2 separate regions of the Homo sapiens genome follow, and region 1 is linked to region 2. Evidence: read pairs that join two places in POLR2A ChIA-PET (ENCODE). Cell type or tissue: MCF 10A. All regions are shown on one strand. Links, peaks and the distances in the headings refer to the core of each region. The heading gives the core; the rest is flanking DNA. Region 1 holds the start of CD164L2 (CD164 molecule like 2). Region 2 overlaps SLC9A1 (solute carrier family 9 member A1).

What was found. ChIA-PET counts read pairs that join two places held together with the same protein. Peaks named below come from ENCODE experiments on the same cell type or tissue, not always from the same donor. Only the 100,000 strongest peaks of a DNase experiment are listed, where the experiment ranks them.
Region 1: POLR2A ChIA-PET joins it to region 2 with 5 read pairs; 3 of 35 experiments call an interaction of 5 or more read pairs at or near these places.

What each region holds. Positions count from the first base shown.
Region 1 is chr1:27,375,782-27,386,311 of GRCh38, reverse strand. CD164L2 (CD164 molecule like 2) reads left to right here and starts at 2,979. Exons shown (of 6, transcript NM_001330448.1): 1 at 2,979-3,160; 2 at 3,645-3,812; 3 at 3,913-3,984; 4 at 4,488-4,532; 5 at 6,117-6,261; 6 at 6,803-7,136. The coding sequence starts at 3,073. The coding sequence ends at 6,809. In MCF 10A, for the core only: no CTCF peak of the experiment used is centred there; a DNase peak (open chromatin) is centred at 2,941.
Region 2 is chr1:27,137,433-27,147,962 of GRCh38, reverse strand. The region is part of intron 1 of SLC9A1 (solute carrier family 9 member A1); the gene reads left to right. Among named protein-coding and RNA genes, the nearest start is that of SLC9A1, 12 kb to the left of the region's middle. RefSeq lists a silencer at 5,211-5,270 and an enhancer at 9,642-10,453. In MCF 10A, for the core only: no CTCF peak of the experiment used is centred there; DNase peaks (open chromatin) are centred at 1,852, 5,292 and 6,172.

The sequences.
Region 1 (10,530 bases), core at 779-8,778, 240 kb before region 2:
CACCCAGGCCAGGATAGAGAGACTTCTAGAGCCAGAAATCAAAGGGTTGTGGAGGTCAAGCCATTGTTGAAAAGTTGTTAGGTGGGGCCAGGCATGGTGGCTCACACCTGTAATCCCAGCACTTTGGGAGGTCAAGGTGGGTGAATCATTTGAGGTCAAAAGTTCGAAACTGGCCGGGCACGGTGGCTCACGCCTGTAATCCCAGCACTTTGGGAGGCCGAGGCAGGCAGATCACCTGAGGTCAGGAGTTCGAGACCAGCCTGACCAACATGGTGAAACCCTGTCTCTACTGAAAATACAAAACTAGCTGGGCGTGGTGGCACATGCCTGTAATCCCAGCTAGTTGGGAGGCTGAGGCAGGAGAATTGCTTCAACACGGGAGGCAGAGGTTGCGGTGAGCTGAGATTGCACCATTGCATTTCAGCCTGGGCAACAAGAGCGAAACTCCCTCTCAAAAAAGAAAAGTTCGAGACCAGCCTGACCAACATGGTGAAACCCTGTCTCAACTTTAAAAATACAGAAAATTGGCCGGGCACGGTGGCTCATGCCTGTAATCCCAGCACTTTGGAAGGCTGAGGCGGGCGGATCACAAGGTCAGGAGATCAAGACCATCCTGGCTAACATGGTGAAACCCTGTCTCTACTAAAAATACAAAAAATTAGCCGGGCATGGTGGCGGGTGCCTGTAATCTCAGAATCTCAGCTACTTGGGAGGCTGAGGCACAAGAATCCCTTGAACCTGGGAGGTGGAGGTTTCAGTGAGCTGAGACTGTGCCACTGCACTCCAGCCTGGGCAGCAGAGTGAGACTCAGGCTCAAAAAAAAAGTTGCTAACTGGAAGAGATATGGTCAAATATATGATTTGTGAGGGCCAGCATAGGAGGGGCCTGGAAGCTGCTGAGATGCAGTGAGGCGTACAGAGGGAATACAAGGGGACAGAACCTGAAGGACTTTTTAAAATTAATTAATTAATTTTATTTTTTATTATTTTTATTTTATTTTTTTATTAGACTTTAAGTTCTAGGGTACATGTACACAACGTGCAGGTTTGATACATAGGTATACATGCGCCATGTTGGTTTGCTGCACCCATCAACTCATCATTTACATTAGGTATTTCTCCTAAAGCTATCCCTCCCCAAGCCCCCCACCCCCCAGCAGGCCCTGGTGTGTGCTGTTCCCCCTCTGTGTCCAAGTGATCTCATTGTTCAATTCCCACTTATGAGTGAGAACATGCAGTGTTTGGTTTTCTGTCCTTGTGATAGTTTGCTGAGAATGATGATTTCCAGCTTCATCCGTGTCCCTGCAAAGGACATGAACTCATCCTTTTTTATGGCTGCATAGTATTCCGTGGTGTATATGTGCCACATTTTCTTTTTTTATATATATAATATATATATTTTATTATACTCTAAGTTCTAGAGTATATGTGCACAATGTGCAGGTTTGTTACATATGTATACATGTGCCATGTTGGTGTGCTGCACCCATTAACTCATCATTTACGTTAGGTATATCTCCTAATGCTATCCCTCCTCCCTCCCCCAGAACCCGAAGGGTCTCTTTTCCCCTGAGTGGGCAGTTTTGGGGGCCTCAGGGACACTCAGGTGGAGATGCCGTGGACCCATGGGAGGCACAGCAGAGGGAGCATGGCCTCCAGCATCATTCAATCCTAGCTTTACATCCTGGCCTGCTGCATTGAAACCCTGTGCCCCTGAGCAGCCTGCAAATGGGAAATGACAAAACTCATGCCTAGAGGGTAGCTGTGGACATTAGATGGGAAGTTGCATGTAAAAGCTCTCAAAATGTACATTCGGCTAGTAAGGGGTCAATAATTGCTAGCTATATATTGTCAGTTACAGGTGTGGCAGTTGTGAAGTCAGAACTGGCCTGGAGATGATTAAGAGATCTGTTGGCTCAAAAAAAATTTTTTTAATGGGTGCATAGTGGGTGTATATATTTATTGGGATACGTGACCTGTTGGCATTCATTCATTCATTCATTTAAAACAGGGTTTCACTCTGTTGCGCAGGCTGGAGTGCAATGCCATGATCACAGCTCACTACAGCCTCAAATCCCTGGGCTCAAGCAATCCTCCTGCCTCAGCTGTTGGGTTTCAAGTGGGGACTGATGGCAGTGGAATGTCCAGGATGACCCCAGGAGAGTGTGGAACAGGGCTTGGGACTAACCTGGGCCACCATCGATTAAGAGAGGGTTAGGAGAAGCAGATGGGGGAAGGAGGGGAGAGGAGGGGAGGAGGAAGAGGAAGGAGAGGAAGTGCCCCCTAAGGAGCCTGAGGAGAACCAAAAGAGGCTGGTGCCAGGGCAGGAGTGGTAGCCGTGGGGAAGGCTGCGGAGAGGCCCAGTTGGCCTAGTAATGGCGTCACCCCTGACCTGGCCAGAGGGTGTGGTAGGCCAGAGGCAGACACAGCGGATGAGGGGCAGAAGGGAGGCGGGTGGAGGGGTGCAGTGAATGGAGAGGGAGCACCGAAGCTAAGCTTGGGCAGCCAGAGGGCAGGGGCCAGCTAGGGCCCGGCCCAGCGGTCATGGGGCCTGGGTGGAGGGTGTACAAAGCGGGGCCTGCACCGAGCCCTGAAGGCAGGGAAGTGACCTCGTCTCGAATCCAGATTTTTGCCACTGCCTCTCTCCGTGACCTCGAACGAGTCACTCATCTTGTCTGAGCCTCAGTTTCCTCACCTGTGAAGTAAGGATCAAAGCAGTCGGTACTTTCCAGAATTTTCAAGAAGCTGCCCTTGGAGGCACATAGTAACCACGCCAGCCACCAGTCCTGGACCCCACCTGCTTTAGTCCAAGCCCCGCCCCAGACCCCCGAACTCACCTGGCCGCGCACACTAGCCACGCCCCTAACTGGCCCCGCCTTCACCTGGCTCCGCCCCGACCGACGAGCCCCGCCCCACCTGCCGCTCCCACTGGCCACGCCCCCACCTGGCCACGCCCCGGTTGCCCAGGTCTCGCTCCGCACACGCTCAGCCGAGCCCAGTCTGGGAGGGACGCGCCCGGCAGCTGTCCACCGATCCCGGCCACCGCCCCCGGCCACCCCCACCCCGCGAGCCCATGGAGGCTCCGGGACCCCGCGCCTTGCGGACTGCGCTCTGTGGCGGCTGTTGCTGCCTCCTCCTATGTGCCCAGCTGGCTGTGGCTGGTAACTCGCGGCAGGGTCTGGCTAGGGGCTCGACGGGGACGGATGGAGCTTGCACCTCAGCCAGCCGTCTCCCCAGGAGCAGCCTGGGCTTGAGGGGAGGGGGCTTTCCGGCCAAGTGCAGGCCTCCAGGGGTGGGAGAGGGGGCTCCAGCTCTGTGTGGAGCCCTGTGTGTAAATATAGGCCCCAGGTGTGGGGGCCTAGGGAGCTTCAGGTGGTCTGGGGGAGGTGGCTCCAACTGAATCTGGGAACCCCGGGTGTATGCAAAGGGAGGGGCTCTGGGTGAATGTGGGGAGGCTCTAGGTGTGTGTAGACCTCTGCTGTGGAAGCTCCAGGTGTGCGCTGGGGCTTGGGGATCCAGGGGTGAGTGTGAGAGCCCAGATGTGTGCAGAGGGGCGAGGGCCACCGGAGTGTTGGGTGGGAGGGTGGGCGGGTGCCACAGCTTGGCTTCGAGGAATTCTCCCTTCCCACTCCACCGCACTACCAGGTAAAGGAGCTCGAGGCTTTGGGAGGGGAGCCCTGATCCGCCTGAATATCTGGCCGGCGGTCCAAGGGGCCTGCAAACAGCTGGAGGTCTGTGAGCACTGCGTGGAGGGAGACGGAGCGCGCAATCTCTCCAGCTGCGTGTGGGAGCAGTGCCGGCCAGAGGAGCCAGGTATGGAGCTGAGCCCTCCCCAGATTGAGTGCCCCCAGCTCTGAACCCCAAGGCCCTGGCCCCTCTCCCCAAACCTCCCCCCTGCACCTTCTCTCACCAGGACACTGTGTGGCCCAATCTGAGGTGGTCAAGGAAGGTTGCTCCATCTACAACCGCTCAGAGGCATGTCCAGGTAAGGGGGTTCTTGCACCTAAGCCAAGTTGCATGGGTCTCCCCAGCCATAGCCTGCCCCCCAGGAGGAAACAGCCTCTCTCAGGCGGTGGATTTTGCTCACCCATACCTGGGCCCGGTATCAGTTCTGCCTTTAGCTCACTGAGAAGTCCCCTCCTCTCTCTGCCTATTTCCTCATCTGAAAATTAGTACAGGTGTGTGGAGGGGATGGGAGTGTTAGCTCTTCTTCTAGTTTAAGGCATAGCAAGGACTTTGGAAGTTCAGAGGGAATGAGAGGGAGTGCTTCCTGGAGGAGGTGGCATCAGTAATGAGCCTGGAAGGTAGAGATGGAGAGAGAGCACATCTGGTGGAGGGAACTGTGTGGGGCTTGCAAGTATGTTGGATGTCTAGAGTAGGGACAGGGCTGCATCTGAATCGGAAGTTTAGCGGTGAGTGGGGGCTGGGGTCTTGATGGGAGTCAGGGGGTGGGAAGGCTGCTTTGCTATGGATCACCTGTCTCCTCAGCTGCTCACCACCACCCCACCTATGAACCGAAGACAGTCACAACAGGTGAGTACTCCCTGGAGACGGGGCAGTGGGAGGAGCAGAGGTGCAGGGGAAGACAGCTCTGGGCTCAGGCACTGACATGCTCTGTGACCTCGGCCCTGCGCCTTCTCCCTCGGAGCCTGTCTCCGCATCTGTGAAATGGGTTGGATGATGCCTTTCTCATAGAGTTGCTCTGCAGGTTTTATGAGAAGCTGTACAGTGCCCACTTCAGTGTCTGACTCACTGAAGGCAATCAAGAAATGACAGTTCCCATCCCTCCTCCCCATTGCCAGTTCTGGGAACTCAAGGTCACCCCTCGGGACTTGTCCTTGGAGGTGAGGGTGTGTGGCTCGAGTTGCTCAGGAGACATCCTCAGTGCCTGCCTACTGCACCCTCCAGGCCCAGAGAGGGTCACAAGGCGGGTTCCTGGCGGAGTAGAGGCAAGAATGCCACCCTTTGCTTCCCACTCCCTCTCAGGGGCTGGAGGTCACCAGACTTGGCAGGGATGGCTGAAGAGGCCCTTGGTTAATTAAAGCCAGAAACCGATCTCAGAAGCTGAATTATTGATGGCTCAGCTCCCTCAGCTGGAGCCCCGGATCAGCCTCATGTGGCTCATTTCTCCCCTCTTCTGCTCCTCATCCCCCAGCTTCCTTCTCTGGGGCTCCCTGAGCGGGAGCTGGGACCACTGTTTGCCCTTCATATTGTCAGACTCCTTCCACCCCTTACACCTTCTGGGAGGGAGACCCAGTTCAGGCTGGGCCCCTTTCCACTGTCCCAGAATGATCTTCCATCCACCAGCCCTGCCCTGTTCTGGGCACCCAGCCCAGGGCCTGAAATCAAATCCCTGCTAGGAGTGGACAGGTACCGTGGCACAGCTGGGAGCCACCCAGGCATAGCCTGGCAACCATGGCCCTAAAGCCCTACCTTCTAAGGGGCAGAGGAGATGGTCAGGGGACCCTGTGTGAGTCTGGCTATGTCCTGTGAGGTGACTTTGGCCAAGCCTGTCCCTCAGCCATGTTCCCCCTGACACACACTGTCCAGTCCTCGCTTACCCACTTAGCAGGGTGACAGTTGGGGCCTCCACTTCTCCCCCTGCTCCTTCCCTCTCTGAGGGCTCTGACATTGGGTGACACTGAGGTCTTAGGGCTTAGGAGTCCTGAAAAGGGACTATATCGTCTGCATCTTGGCTCTGAACCCTGAGGTCCAAGGCTGAAAGGAATTGTGAGCAGGGGAGGGTCTGAGTTCTGGCTCTGTCTTCACCCTATTGGGCTGGTGAGGCCCAGGGAGGGTGGGAGCCCAGTCACTGGTCCAAGCCACCAATTGGACCATGTGATCATGAGGCCCAGAGAGAATGTGGGTGGCATAAAAGCCACAGAGCAAGCCAGGAGCAGAGCCAGGGCTGGACAGCACCCCACCCTCCCCTGCCACTGTTCCTCCCACCAGGCGCTTCCCAACTGCCTGCGGGATCTGGACTAAACGGAGCCCAGGGTTTAAGCACCCCATATTGAGGACCGGGGCCTCCAGGTTACTTGTGCCAGTTATGAGGGTAGGACTGGGATCCTGGTTCACAGTGACTGCTATGACCCCTGCCCTGCCTCACCCCTGCAGGGAGCCCCCCAGTCCCTGAGGCCCACAGCCCTGGATTTGACGGGGCCAGCTTTATCGGAGGTGTCGTGCTGGTGTTGAGCCTACAGGCGGTGGCTTTCTTTGTGCTGCACTTCCTCAAGGCCAAGGACAGCACCTACCAGACGCTGTGAGTACCTGGCCAGCAGCAAGTACCTGAGTCCCAGCTTACCTCCTGGTTCCTGCCCCACCGTTCCCCTTCAGTACCCAGGGTGCTGTCTTCTCCATGGGCAAGCCCTCAGGACGGTGACAGCGTGCTCCATGTGAGCCACACCCCTTTTGTCTCCTCCAGTTGGGGTGTTTCCTTTGTCAGATGTTGGCTGGGACCAGGACTCAGCCTGGGCCAGTCTAGGAGCCCAGCTGAGCCCTCCTGTGTCTTTTCCCTTCATGCTGCCAGCAGGGAAGAGAACCAGTAGGTGCCAGCCCAGGCAAGCCTGTGGCCCGCGTTTCTGTGGCTGTGGGCAGGAGCTGGGCCTTGTGTCTAGTTGGGTTTTGCTCTGAGAAGGGGAGCTGTGCCTGAGGCCCTCTGTGTGCCGTGTGTGCTGTGGGGCGGGTCGCCACAGCCTGTGTTAAAGTGTTTGCTCTTCCTCTGCTGCCTCCTCTCGAGGCAGGGGGTCCTTGGCTGGCTGAGGCAGTGTCACCTTCCTGAGTGTCCTCTTTGGCCTCTGCAGAATCTGACCCCTTTGGGCCTGGACTCCATCCTGAGGGGAAAGGAGGATGCAGAGGGTGGCCTCTGGGCACCCTTGTGGGTAAGCGGGGGGCGGGGGCGGGAAAAACTCTGGCCGCCAGTTTTTGGCTCCTGCGGGCACCAAGCAGGCTCAGTGTCTGATGCCTGACATCTCCTCCTGTCCTGGGCCTGGAACCTGCAGCTGAGAAAATCCCTCAACCACCTCGTCTCCTCCATCGCCCCTGCTGGGCCCCCCAGCCTGACAGTGGGTTGTATGCCTGCCTCTTTCCACCAACTGGCCTGGGCACTGCCCCCAAATAAAGGAACTCTGCACTGCACTTCATGTCCTGTGTCTTGGGCTGTGTGTGGATTGGATGGGGTGAGGGTACGGCCATTGTCCTCTTCTTAACGGGAATTCCAGCTAGGACTGTCGCTGTTACCTTTTAAAATATTTTCATCTGGCCAGGCGCAGTGGCTCACGCCTGTAATCCCAGCACTTTGGGAGGCCGAGGCAGGTGAATCACCTGAGGTCAGGAGTTCAAGACCAGCCTGACCAACATGGTGAAACCCCATCGCTACTAAAAATACAAAATTAGCTGGGCGTGGTAGCACACGCCTCTAATCCCAGCTACTTGGGAGGCTGAGACAGGAGAATCACTTGAATCCAGGAGGCGAAGGTTGCAGTGACCCAAGATCGTGCCATTGCACTCCAGTTTGGGCAACAAGAGTGAAACTCTGTCTCAAAAAAAAAAAAATGTTCATCTTTGACACCTGCTTAACCCCCACCCCTTGCCCCTTTACAGATGAGGGTACGGAGACTCAGGTAAGTACACATGCTGAAGTCACACAGCTGGACAGGGCAGGGCCGGGGTTTCAATTCAGGCTTTTCTGGGCTGGGCATCATAGTTCATGCCTAAAATCCCAGCACTTTGGGAGGCTGATGTGGGCGGATCACTTGAGTCCAGGAGACCAGCCTGGGCAACATAGTTGAGACCCCATCGATTAAAAAAAAAAAAAAGTAAAATTAAAATAAAAAATAAAATGAATTCAGGCTTTTCTGACTCCAGAGTGAGCAGAACAGCATTCCAGAGGCATCTCCAGGCTCTCTCGGCCTCCAAAAGTTAGGTCTCTGCCCCCGCGCCAAGGGGGAAAGGGCCCCAGGGACTCCACGCAGCCATTCCTGGCCTTCCTCTCTCAGGCTCTCCTGGGAAGGCCTGCCTTCTGTCCCCAGGCACCGAAGTCTTCCCTGACGGTAACATCGCCCATGGATGGGCGCTTGCCAGGAGCCAGGCATGTAGCTGCGAGTTTTATAACTTTTTATTTTATTTTATTTTTTCTTTTCTTTTCTTTTTTTTTTTTCTTTTTTTTTTTTGAGACAGAGTCTCACTGTGTCGCCCAGGCTAGAGTAGAGTGGTGAGATCTTGGCTCACTGCAACATCCACCCCCCCCTGCCAACCACAGTCCACCTCCTCACCCCTCCCTTGCACCTTCACTTCCGCCAAAGCTCCAAGCCTCTGGAAATCAGCCTCCCCTTTGTGCACTCCCCCGTCTCCCTAGAGCCCCTGCTGCTTCCCCTGTATGGGATATGATAACACCCCATCTGCCCTTGCCTTCTCTCTTCTCTAGGCTTCTGCATGAGCAGCTCCTCCTGCCTGGGTCACCCTGCCCTTGTTTCTCCCCCAGCATGAGTTTTCTTCTTCACCCTCCTCCTTTATTGGGTGCTTTCTTTTTTTGCAAAAGTAGTAAATGCCTGTGAGGGTTTGAAAAAGGACTATACAGAAGAGTGAGAACTGGGCTGGGTGCGGTGGCTCATCCCAGCACTTTGGGAGGCCGAGGCAGGAGGATTGCTTGAGCTCAGGAGTTGGAGTCAGCCTAGTCAGCCTGGGCAGCATGGCGAAACCCCATCTCTACTAAAAATACCAAAATTAGCTGGGTGTCGTGGTGCACGCCTGTAGTCCCAAGTACTCAGGAGGCTGAGGTGGGAGGATCACTTGAGCCTGAGAGGTCCAGGCTGCAGTGAGCCAAGATCATGCCACTGCACTCCAGCCTGGGTGACAGAGTGAGACCCTGTATATATTAAAAAATAAAAAACTGGCCAGGAGGTATAGTGGCTCACACCTGTAATTCCAGCACTTTGGGAGACTGAGGCGGGATGATTGTTTGAAGCCAGGAGTTTGAGACCAGCCTGGGCAGTATAGTGAGAACCCATCTCTACAAAAAATAAAAATTTAGGCGGGGCAAAGTGGCTCACACCTGTAATCCCAGCACTTTGGGAGGCCAAGGCGGGTGGATCACTTGAGGTCAGGAGTTTGAGACCAGCCAGACCAACATAGTGAAACCCTATCTCTACTAAAAATACAAAAATTAGCTGGGCGTGGTGGCACACACCTGTAATCCCAGCTACTTGGGAGACTGAGTCAGGAGAATCACTTGAATCCAGGAGGCGGAAGTTGCAGTGAGCCGAGATCAAGTCACTGCACTCCAGCCTGGGCAACACAGCAAGACTTTGTCTCAAAATAAATAAATAAAATAAAAATTTAGCCCGGTGTGGTGGCTCTGCCTGGCATCCCAGCTACCGGGAGACTGAGGTGGGAGGACTGCTTGAGCCCAGGAGGTCGGGGCTGCAGTGAGCTATGATCACACCGCCACACTCTAGCCTAGGTGAGAGAGTGAGACCCTGTCTCCAAAAAAAAAAAAAAAAAAGAGAGAACAACTCCTTCCCTGGTCCTACTCTCCAGAAATAACCACAGTTCACAAGGTCTGTGTCAGACCTCTTTCTGTGAATTTACAAAATACATATATACACACCTCTAGCATTTTAAAAATACAAAGTGGGATAATGCTGTGCATACTGTTTTGCATTTTTGCCCCTCTCATTTTAGATCAGATTCACCCTGTGAGTTGTCTGAATGGTCCTAATTCATGTGAATGCCATCAATGACTGGTTGGGTCATTTCCACACTGATGCTTACAAACAGCGCCATGGTAAACAGGCTTGTCTGCAGATCTTGGCATACTCGTGGGACAGTCTGGGGAAGACAGATTCCTAGAACTGGAATTGCGGTCTCAGGATATCCCTCTCGCGGACACATCCTGTCAGGCAAACACTGCCTCCACTTCCCCTGATACCACTTGCACCTCAGCCCTCTCCATAAGCACCAGGGAGGTGCAGAGGAGGCCTTGAGGGAGGGTTTCCTGAATGAGTGAATGAATGAGCCCTGCCTCTCCTCCCTTATCACCTGAGGTCCCTCTCCAGCTCAGGCCTGATCCTTCACATCTGGACCCTGGCTGCTGCGTCCTCCCTGGCTTCCCGGCCTCCAGGCCTTCCTACATGGGCTTCCCGCTCAATTGGCGTACATTAGCAGCTGTTTCCTAAGCCTCACGGGACTCAAGGTTGAGCATGGAGTCACTTTCTTTTTTTTTGAGACGGAGTTTTTGCTCTTTCGCCCAGGCTGGAGTGCAGTGGTGCGATCTCGGCTCATTGCAACCTCTGCCTTCGGGTTTCAAGTGATTCTCTTGCCTCAGCCTCCTGAGTAGCTGGGATTACAGGTGCATGCCACCAAGCCCGGCTAATTTTTGTATTTTTAGTAGAGACAGGGTTTCACCGTGTTAGCCAGGCTGGTCTCGAACCCCTGACCTCAGGTGATCTGCCTGCCTCGGACTCCCAAAATCCCGGGATTACAGGCATGAGCCACCGCAGCCAGCCAGAATCACTTTCTTAATGGTGCTTTT
Region 2 (10,530 bases), core at 903-8,902:
GAGTGCAATAGTGCAATCTCAGCTCACTGCAACCTCTGCCTCTTGGGTTCAAGCAATTCTCCTGCCTCAGCCTCCTGAGTAGTGGGGATTACAGGCATGTGCCACCACACCTGGCTAATTTTGTATTTTTAGTAGGGATGGGGTTTTGCCGTGTTGGTCAGGCTTGTCTTGAACTCCTGACCTTAGCTGATCCTCCCACCTTGGCCTCCCAAAGTGCTGGATTACAGGCGTAAGCCACTGCTCCTGGCCTGAGCCCGTTTTCTAATTGATAATATAGATACTTAATTTTTCATTTTGTTTTGTTTTGTTTTTTTAGAGATGGGGGATGGGGATCTTCCAATTTTGTTGTCCAGGCTGGTTTTGAATCCCTGGCCTCAAATGATCCTCCCGCCTCAGTCTCCTGAGTAGCTGGGATTATAGGGATGAGCCATCACACCTGACTCCCTATTATTTTATTTTTATTTATTTTTTTGAGATGGAGTCTCACTCTGTCGCCCAGGCTGGAGTGCAGTGAGGCGATCTCGGCTCACAGCAACCTCCGCCTCCAGGTTCAAGTGATTCTCCTACTTCAACCTCCCAAGTAGCTGGGACTACAGGCATGCGCCACCACCCCCAGCTAATTTTTGTATTTTTTTCTTTTCTTTTTTTTTTTTTTTTTTTTTTGAGACAGAGTCTCGCTCTTTTGCACAGGCTGGAGTGCAGAGGCATGATCTCAGCTCACTGCAACCTCCGCCTCCCGGGTTCAAGTGATTCTTCTGCCTCAGCCTCCTGAGTAGCTGGGATTACAGGCACCAACCATCATGCCTGGCTAATTTTTTGGTTTTTTTGTTTGTTTGTTTGTTTGTTTGTTTTTAGTAGAGACAGGGTTTCACCATATTGGCCAGGCTGGTCTCGAACTCCTGACCTCAGGTGATCTGCCCGCCTCAGCCTCCCAAAGTCCTGATATTACAGGCATGAGCCACCGCGCCCGGCCTAATTTTTGTATTTTTAGTAGAGATGGGTTTTCGCCATGTTGGCCAGGCTGGTCTTGAACTCCTGACCTCAGGCGATCTGCCCGTCCCGGCCCCCCAAAGTGCTGGGATTACAGACATGAGCCACTGCACCCGTCCGGTAATTGGTGATATATTTGTTAAATACTTGTTAATTAGCTGCCACTTATTAATTTTTTATTTTGTTTATTTTTGAGACAGGATTTCGCTCTGTCTCCCAGGCTGGAGTGCAGTGGCGCAAAGACGGCTCACTGCAGCTTCAACCTCCCTGGCTCCAGGCAATCCCCCCACCTCAGCCTCCTGAGTAGCTGGGACCACAGGTACAGGTCACCACATCCAGCTAAGCTGCCACTTATTCATATCTAGTTTAGAGGTTGTGAAAGGTACTTGCACAGCTAGAAAACATTGGGGTTTAAGCCCAGATTTGTCTGACTTCAGAGCCTGTGTTCTTTTCATCCTCATGCCCTGATTCCAAGGGCCTTTTCAGTTTAGAAATTCAATTTTTCCCATAATCATTTTGAATTGGGGGAGATTTAAAGACTTTAGTATTTTGAGCCTTGGCTGCTTTCTGTGGATCACTTCTTGGGTTTGGGGAAAAAGCTGACCCACTCCAAGTCCCACTGTGAAGCAAATAACCTTTCTCAGAGGTGGCAGCATGCAGAAAAATACAGGAGTGACGGGGAACTAGAGCTGGGGGCCTGAGGCTGTCTCTGGGAATGCCAGCCCATACACAGCCTCCTTTCCTCCTCACCGCCTCTCCCACCTGCCCCCTTTCCTCCTGAGGCAGGGAGAGAAGGCTCGCTCAGCACACCCAGGACCTGGGTTATTCCTGAGTCATCCATCGCCTGTGTGGGCCTCATTTTGCAGCACTCGCTCCCCCTGCAAATGTCTGAGTCAGGCATGTCTCCCCAAGGTTGTCTGCACACACTGCACTGGGCCAAACTGTCTCTTTAGATGCCGATAAACATCAACTGATACTTTAAAGCAGCCCGTGATTATATGTTGGTATTTTAATCTTATGGGCTAATCTAATTTTAACTGAACTAAGTTTTGGGTTGGGCCTGGATCAGTGGGCTGCCCGCCTTCCCTGGGATCATGCTGACTTCATTTTCTTCCCCCTAAAGCTCATCTAATATACAGAGCCGATTTTGGGGTCTATTAGGCCAGACCTGAGCCCTGAGTTTTTATACTACTTGCCAAGAATCCAGAGTTCCCCCCAAATTACCCCAGCAAATTCTTTCCTGAAAAGATATGTCCTTAAGCAGTTCTAACTGAGATTCAGGATGAAAAGCTCTGTTCCTTCCCAGGCCCCCTTCCCTGTCCCTTGGGAAGCACTTACCCCTAAGCCCAGACTGGCCTTGCCACAGTGCTGAGCCTGTTTGAGACCAGGCCACAGAAGGCGGAGGAGTGATATCACAGCTGTGTGTTAGAGCCCACAAGTTCACTAAACCAATAAATAGCTAACACTTGCATAGCATTTGCTGTATGCCAAGTGAAGCTGGAAGAGGCTGTGTCTTTGCATCAGCCAGCCAGGACCAAGAGCAGCTCGCTAAGATCCTGGGTGGAAGAGGCAGGTCAGCTGAAATCAGCTAGCAGGCATTTAGCATATGGCCATCAAGGAACAAAAGAAGAGTAAACCCAGGCCCTGCTCTTTAGGAGCTTCCAGCCTGCCAGGGCTGGGCGGACTCCTGGCAGAGGCAAAGTACAGAGGGAGCAAGCAGTCCCTGAGGACTGGGGTGTTTAGAGAAAGCCTCTCAAAGGAGGTGGAACATTAGTCTGAGTCTTGAAGGATGGAAAGGAATTAGATAAGCAGGCTATACTTAGTACCAATTTCCATAAGAATGTAAGCCTCTTGAGGACAGGGACTTTGTTTGTTCACTTTCTTTTTTTTTTTTTTTTTCCTTTTTCCTTTTTTTTTGAGATGGAGTCTTGCTCTTCGCCTGGGTTGGAGTGCCAGAGTGCAGTGGCGAGATCTCAGCTCACTGCAACTTCTGCCTCCCAGGTTCAAGCAATTCTGCCTCAGCCTCCAGAGTAGCTGCAGGTTCAAGCAATTCTCCTGCCTCAGCCTCCAGAGTAGCTGGGATTACAGGCTTACATCACCACGCCCAGCTAATTTTTTGTGTTTTTAGTAGAGACGGGGTTTTGCTATGCTGGCCAGTCTGGTCTAGAACTCCTGACCTCAGGTGATCCACCCACCTTGGCCTCCCAAAGTGCGGAGATTAAAGGCGTGAGCCACCACGCCTGGCCTGTTCACTTTCTTATCTGTGCCTGGCACAGAGTAAAGGCTCCATAAATATTTGGGGAAGGAATACATGAATGAATATGTGATTGACTTCAGTGTAAAGATAGGATCCCTGCAAAGCCCTGGGGCAGACAAGAAACCAGTTTGACTGCTCAGAGAGGAGGGAGAGCAAAGGTTGCAGAGGCTCCTTGGCACCAGACTGCCAAGCCAAGGAGTTTAACTGAGCTCGCTGGGAGCGACACTCACAGAATGATGCCTTAGGCGCCAGCCAGTGTTTAAGTGGTGCTGCCTTGGCCACCTCCCTCGGCTTGGCTCTAATGGAGGGTCTGCAAGGGCATCTTCTCTGGGCCGGGTGGGGTCTCTCTGGGAAGATCTGGATCTGTTTGGTCTGCCCTCAATTTGTGTAAGTAAAAGTAAGATACCAGAGCTTCCTTGGGGAGCTGCCGAGAGCCCTAATTGAATTAAGCTTTTCCTGGGAAGATTCCTCAAGCCGTAAACTGCACTGTGACTGTGAATTAATGAGACCAGTGGCTTTAAACCATACAAGAAGGCAATCTTGTTAATTTATAGTTGTACCTGGACAGATTTACTTATGGCTTCTCTTTGCTTTAATGTGTGTTGGGAATGGGTGGGCTGGGCCAGAATCTCCTTTCTATGGCAGATTTATTTTTATAATATGAATAAATAAAACATGTCAATGGTAAAAACAAAACAACAAAAATAAAACCCAACAGTACAGAGGGTATTGAGGTGAAAGGGAAAAGTCCCCCTCATTACTTCTCTGACCACCCCCACTGTCATACATTCCAGAGGTTACCACTGTTAACTGTCTTGTCCATCTTTTTTAGAAATTCTCCATGTATATATTGAGTATGTGAGTGTGTGTGCATGCAAGGCAAATTTAGTTTTCATAAAGCCATTGCATAAAGGAAACGAGCTCTAGGCTGGTAACTGGGGACCTGGGTCTTAGTCCTAGCTCGCCTCTTTCCTGCATATTGACCTTTGCTAAGCTATGTTTGCCTTCCTGGGCCTTAGTTTCCCTATCTGTCGATTTCATCTTGAAGGGCTCTCTGGGGCTGTCCTGTGGGAAAGGCGGTCATTCCAGGGAAGCCTCTGTTCCGTTGAGGCCTAAGCAGACTGTGAGGCCCTCAGATGGGGAATTCCACAGCTCTATCCTTTGGGAGTGGGCCAGTGCTGTCATTGAGCCCTGGCTTCAAAGCACAGGGCTTTGTACAAGTACAGATCACGGTCATCTCTAAGTCCAGCTGAGGGTTACAAGGTTGAAGAAATGAGCCCACAGGGAGTCAGCTTTCTTGCTGGGGAAGTGAGACAACATACAAGGGAGAAAGCACAGGTGGGAAATTGTGTGGTTCAGGCTGGATGCTTGGGGGAATCAGAGGAGAGGAGAGATGAGGGAAGCTTCTTGAAGGAGGCGGCCTTGAGAGGTGGGCCAGGGGTAGAAGAGGAACATCATTCAGGAGGGGTTGCTAAGGGATTCTGGTGTAGGTGAGAGGATGGACTGGATGATCTGTTGTTCTAGGATCTAGGTTTCTAAGATTGTTTCTGAGTCCATGATAAAGTTTGTGGAGCTCCCAAAATAGTCTGCAGACAGTTGTATATATGTGATTTTATCAAGGGAGAAGGCCCATGATAGACTCAGATTTTTTTTTTTTTTTTTTTTTTTTACACAGTTGATTGTCAGTGTGTAAGCCACAGATTCTGAAGGTTAAGAGCTTCTGCCTTTTGTGTGGTGGGAACTTGAAGAAGGGTAGAGGACTAACTGGTCTGGGATGAATCCTTGGAGGAGGTGGTACTTAATTCTGGGATGAGTGGGGTTTGCCTGTGGGACTGCAGAATACCTTCCAGGCAAGGAGAAGGACCCCAGAGTGAGTAAGCTGTGTCCTGAGAGAAGGGAAGGGGAAATGAGTCCTTAAAGTAGAGAAAAACTTTTCTAAGTTGGAAATCAAAGCAGATGCAACATGCTCCGCCTACACTGTGCAGCAGGGAAGGTACTGGCTTCTTTATGCCCTCTGGGTCTGCTGGGTTGCCATGGTGAGCCCAGCTCACACACAGTAGGTGACTCAGGCCACCTGCCCATTTCCCTAAAGCGGCTAGGGCCCAGGCACACCTCTGAGGCTCTGCTAGTGGGGAAGCAACCACCTTTGAGGCAGCAGACGCAAGAGAAAGCCTCTGAAGGTGGACAGGCTTTGAGGATGCAGCTAGGAAGCCCTGACTGGCCTCTGCTGTTTCCTGGACTGAAGGTCCCTGTTCTCTGTTCTCACTCTGCTTCTAGGAATGAAAGTATAGAATATTCTAATTCTAGAATGTTAGAGATGGAAAAATCCTTATCATAGCTTGTAACCCCCAGGCCCAAAGGGAAATGGAGATGTTTTGATCAAGTTCTCTGTTTTTCCAGTTGAGGCCCAGAGAGGATTGGCCCCAGGCCACTCGTGAATTAATGGCAGAGTCAGTCTTCTTCCCTGCTCTGTTAACTAACTCAGGAGTCCCTAGGCAGTAAGACCTGGACAGTGGACCGAGAGGAGGGGCTGTGGTTTTTGGCTTGGATATTGGTAGCATTGGCAAACCTCAGTTCTTCCAGTGGGCCCTTTAAGCCTAAAGAAGGGCAGCTTCCTCCTGGGGTATCTATTAGGGAGCTGTCCTTGGCAGAGAAACCATTGGTCCTTACACTGGTCCTTACAGGGGAGCCAAGTACAGGTCTTGGGACCTCTGAGACAGCCCAGAGGCTTCTGCCTTCACCCATTGAATCCCTCAGGTCGTGTAGTCCATCACAAGCCAATGTTGAACTTGGGTGCTGTGCTTTTTATAGCATCTTTGCCATCAAGCCAGGGAATAAGATCTTATCTCCCCGGTGGCCAGGACCCACAGGAATCTGGATGCTGTACCAGGTAGGCGTTATGCCAGCATGAGGCGGGGCCAACTCACCTAACTGGGCAAAGCCTAAGACTCAGGTTACAGCAAGATGGGGGAGGGGAGCAGGCACCCTACCCCACCCGCTTCCCTGACTGAGCACTGCCTGCCTGGCTGGTGGAAGGTGCAGAGATGCATGAGAACTGCTTCTTTTACCAAGCTCAACGACTTGTTTGAGAAATGCGGTACAGATGCAAAACAGTCAGACAGTAGAAAGGGGGTGTGATTTGAAGTGCAGATGGAATTCTACGGGAGTTTAGAGGTGGGAGAGAGAATTTCGTACCTGGGAAGATCCCAGTAGGCTGTGCAAGTGACCACTGAGCTAGGCCTTGAAGTATATGTAGGATTTAGATGAGATACTTGAATGAAATCTCACTGGGCACAGCCAGAAGCTTCTACTTGGGGCAGAACCTCTGGATTGCAGAAGAATGTCCCAGAGCAGTTCCCTTTGGAAACATGCCCACAGGCATGGTGGTTAGAAAAACAAGCTTTGCAGCTTGACAGACCTGGGTTCAAATCTCAGCTCTACTACTTTGTAGCACCGTGACCTTGGGCAAGTCACTTATCCTGTTTTAAAAAAATTTTTTTTAATTTTTTATTTTGAGATGGAGATTCTCTCTGTCACCCAAACTGGAGTACAGTGGCACAATCTTGGCTCACTGCAACCTCTGCCTCCCTGCTTCAAGCGATTCTCCTGCCTCCCGAGTAGCTGGGATTACAGGCTTGTGCCACCACGCCTGGCTAATTTTTGTATTTTTAGTAGAGATGGGGTTTTGTCATGTTGGCCAGGCTGGTTTTGAACCCCTGACCTCAAGTGATCCCCCCAGCTTGTCCTCCCAAATTGCTGGGATTACAGGCGTGAGCTGCCGTGCCTGGGCTGTGGAGGTGACCCGCCTGGTGTCATATAGCCTGACTGTGGCAGAGCTGAAGCTGGACTCCAGGACTTCCCCTTCCAAGTCCTGTGCCATTTCTCCTACATAACATTTATGTTATGTTACCCCACCTAGCTGGAGTAGCAAGACTGATCGTCTGAAACATTTAATGAGCAAAGGGTGATTTTGTATGACAACTTGATGTGTAGCTATAAAAGCACTCAATTTTGCAGAACAGATGATGGTTTTAAAAATAGTCCCAGCTATGATAAGTGCTAGGTGAGTGATGCCAGTATTAAGGGGAAAAGGTGTGCCCTTTTTAAGCTACATCACCCTGTCTGAGCCTCAGTTTCCCCAGTCTAAAGGGGGGTGATGTCTGTAAAGCCCTGAGCACATTGTAAGTGCTCACTAATGGGAGTTGCTACTATTCCTGGAGCCTTAAAGGAAGAGGTGAGGGTGGGGTCAAGCACTGGAGGATGGTTTTAGGTATATGGACTGGAGGGCATTGGGGTGAGCTGAGTACTGAGGTTAGGGGTGCAAATGAGACCATTAGCTGAATTGTCTGAGCTCGTTCTTTAGTTGGGAGGTGGGGAGACACATGTTCAGCAAATGGATTCGTGCTGATAAATACTGTACTGAAGATGGAAAGATGGATAAATATAATCCCAGCCTCAAGGGAGAGGCTGGCATGTAAACAGGCACTTGTGATGTGCTGTGAAGTGCTGCAGCAGGAGCCTGCAGAGCTGTGGGTGTGCGGGAGGGAGGAGTGGAGGTGGGTGGGTCAGGAAAGGCTTCCCAGAGCTTTGAGCTGGGTCCTGAAGGTTAAGAATGAGTGTTTTGGCCAGGTGCGGTGGCTCACACCTGTAATCCCGGCACTTTGGGAGGCTGAGATGGGCGGATCACTTGAGGTCAGGAGTTCCAGACCAGCCTGGTCAACATGGTGAAAGCTCATCTCTACTAAAAATACAAAAATTAGCCAGGTGTGATGGTGCAAGTCTCTAATCCCAGCTACTTGGGAGGTTGAGACAGGAGAATGGCTTGAACCCAGGAGGTGGAGGTTGCTGTGAGCCGAGATCGCCTCACTGCACTCTAGCCTGGGCGACAGCGAAACTCTGTTTCAAAAAAAAAAAAAAACAATGAGTGTGCTTAGCTCACATAGAGGGGAGAACTGGAGAAGGGCACAGAGATGTGAATGACACAGAGCCACAGATCATGCAGAACCATTGACCTTTGCTTCTAAAACTCATTGGGATGTTTCCAACCCTTCCACCTCACCCCCAAACACGCCTCACTCACCTGTTTTGCTGGGCAGAGAAGCTAACTGCACCTGTGGGGCACTGAGCACCTGTGATGGCTGTCGCCCTGGTATAGGCAGTGAGGACAGAGCTACCTACCACTTACTGAGACCCTGCCAGTGCCTGGCTTTGTGCTCAGGGCTTCGCATAGTGCATCATTGCCTTCTGCACTATGTGACGGCCCCGAAGGGTGCGAGTCATGGTATCTAGCTTTATTTAGCTTACAGCTACTTTAGGAAAGTGAAACAGGGAATAATTAAGTGCTCGAGGATTGCTGTGCTGTTGCCTCAAAGAACAGGAGACCTTTAGGAAGGGGAGAAATGTGGCTGGAATGAACATGGAGCAGAGATCTTTGTGCAGACACCTTCACCAGACCCTTCTAAGAGGGAGGGAAGGTGACCAATCAGGCAATGGCCGTGACACCGGTTAAGGCTCTTTGCAGGCTCTGAGTACTAGGTATGGGCAGGCACCTGTTGGGGAGCCCAGCCAGCTGCAGGAAAAGTCTGGGTGAGGAGTCAGTGAGAAATAAGACAGTAGGTGGGCGGGGCTGGATGAAGCATCTGGAACTCCAGAGGGGTGTAGACTTGGCCAGGGCTCCTCAGACTGGTGGCAAACACAACCACACCTGTCAAAGGCTTGCCTCTTCACTCCATCTTCTCCAACCCGGGTGATTCCCGGGCCTCCTGAATGGTCTTGCGGCTCCACTGCTGTCTGCCTGCAGGCAGCTCTCCCCAGAGCAGCCGCAGGGAGCTTTGAGACCTGTAAACCAGAGCATGGTGTTTCCCCTGCTGAAAACCTTTCAAATGCTTCCTGATGAACTTGGGAGAAAATGCAAGGAAAGTGTGGCCCACCCCTTTCTCCACTTCATGCCCCACTACCCTTTCCCTGTTCCAGTCGCACCGGCCTTCCTGTGTCCCTAACGCACATCTGCCTTGCCAGGCCTGTTCCTCCATACAGCTGTGGCATTTGCTCGATCCCCAGCCTGGAGCACTGCCCATAGACTGCCTCGCGCCGGTGCTCTCCTTCAGGCCCTAGATCAAACGTCATCTCTTCAGAGAGGCCTCCCTGACTGTCCAGTCTAACGGGCAGCACACGCCCCACCAGCTGCCTCTACCCCCATGTCAGACACTATTCTGGATCTGAGGACACAGCCAGGAACAAGACAGAAGAGGCTCCTGATGTCAGGGGGCTCCCATGCCAGCATGGAGCATTGGATGTGGACAAAGCAGTGTCAGGTAGTGGTAAGTGTCCTGAAGAAGGCAGACATGAGGGAGAGGTGGGGCTGCTGGATGGCCAGCAAGGGTTCTCTAAGGAGCTGGTGTCTGAGCTGAGACCCAAAGGACAAGAAGAGCTCATCTTCCAAAGACCAGGGCCCCTGAGGGGGGTGTGCTTGAGGAACCTGAAGTGCGGGGGAAGAGGGGAAGCATGGTGTGAGAATGGAGAAGAGGGCAGGGGCCAGATCATGCCAGGCCCGTGGGCCTGGGGCTAGGATTCATGGTGCTGTGTGGCACCATCAAAGGCTCTTGAGTAGCATGACATGGTCTGACCTGGGGAGGGATGTGCGGACAGCCTGGGAGTGCGATAGAGTCGGCTCAGGCCCTGGGCTGGCCCCACTCAGTGTCCTGCCTGCCAGCAGCTCAAGCTGGGTCTATGAGGGCAACAGAGTAAAGCTTCCCGACAGGCACCACTGGCCAAGCCAGCAGTGGGATGGAAGCTCCAGCCTAGGAGAGCTGCTAGCAGGGAGGGGCGAGCAGGACGCTGGAGCAGAGTGGGCGTGGAGTCAGGGGCACATTGGGGAGGGAGGGGCTGAGTGGGCACCAGGCTCTGCTGGACTCCTGCTGGCCACCCCTCCCTTGCTGAGCCTCAGCGCCTGCAGGCAAACAGTCACCAGACCTGTCATGTGGGAGGCGTGGCATTGCTGAACACCAGGGTTGGACATGCGTGTTCCCTGCTGAACCCTATGGTCGTGGCCTGGGGAGTTGTCAGGTCAGGAAAGGGCAGACCTAGAATCAGAACCAGACTTTAGCACTGGGAGGGATCCTAGAGACTGCAGAAGTCCAGGAGGAGAAGATAAGGGGTTAGGGAATCAAAAGACCAGGACTGAAACCCCCCTCCCCCACTTGCAACTTTGTGGTCCCCATGTGCAAAGGTGTGGAGGTTAAATGAGAATGCTGAGGCGAGCACCTAGCAGTAAGGGCTTCTAA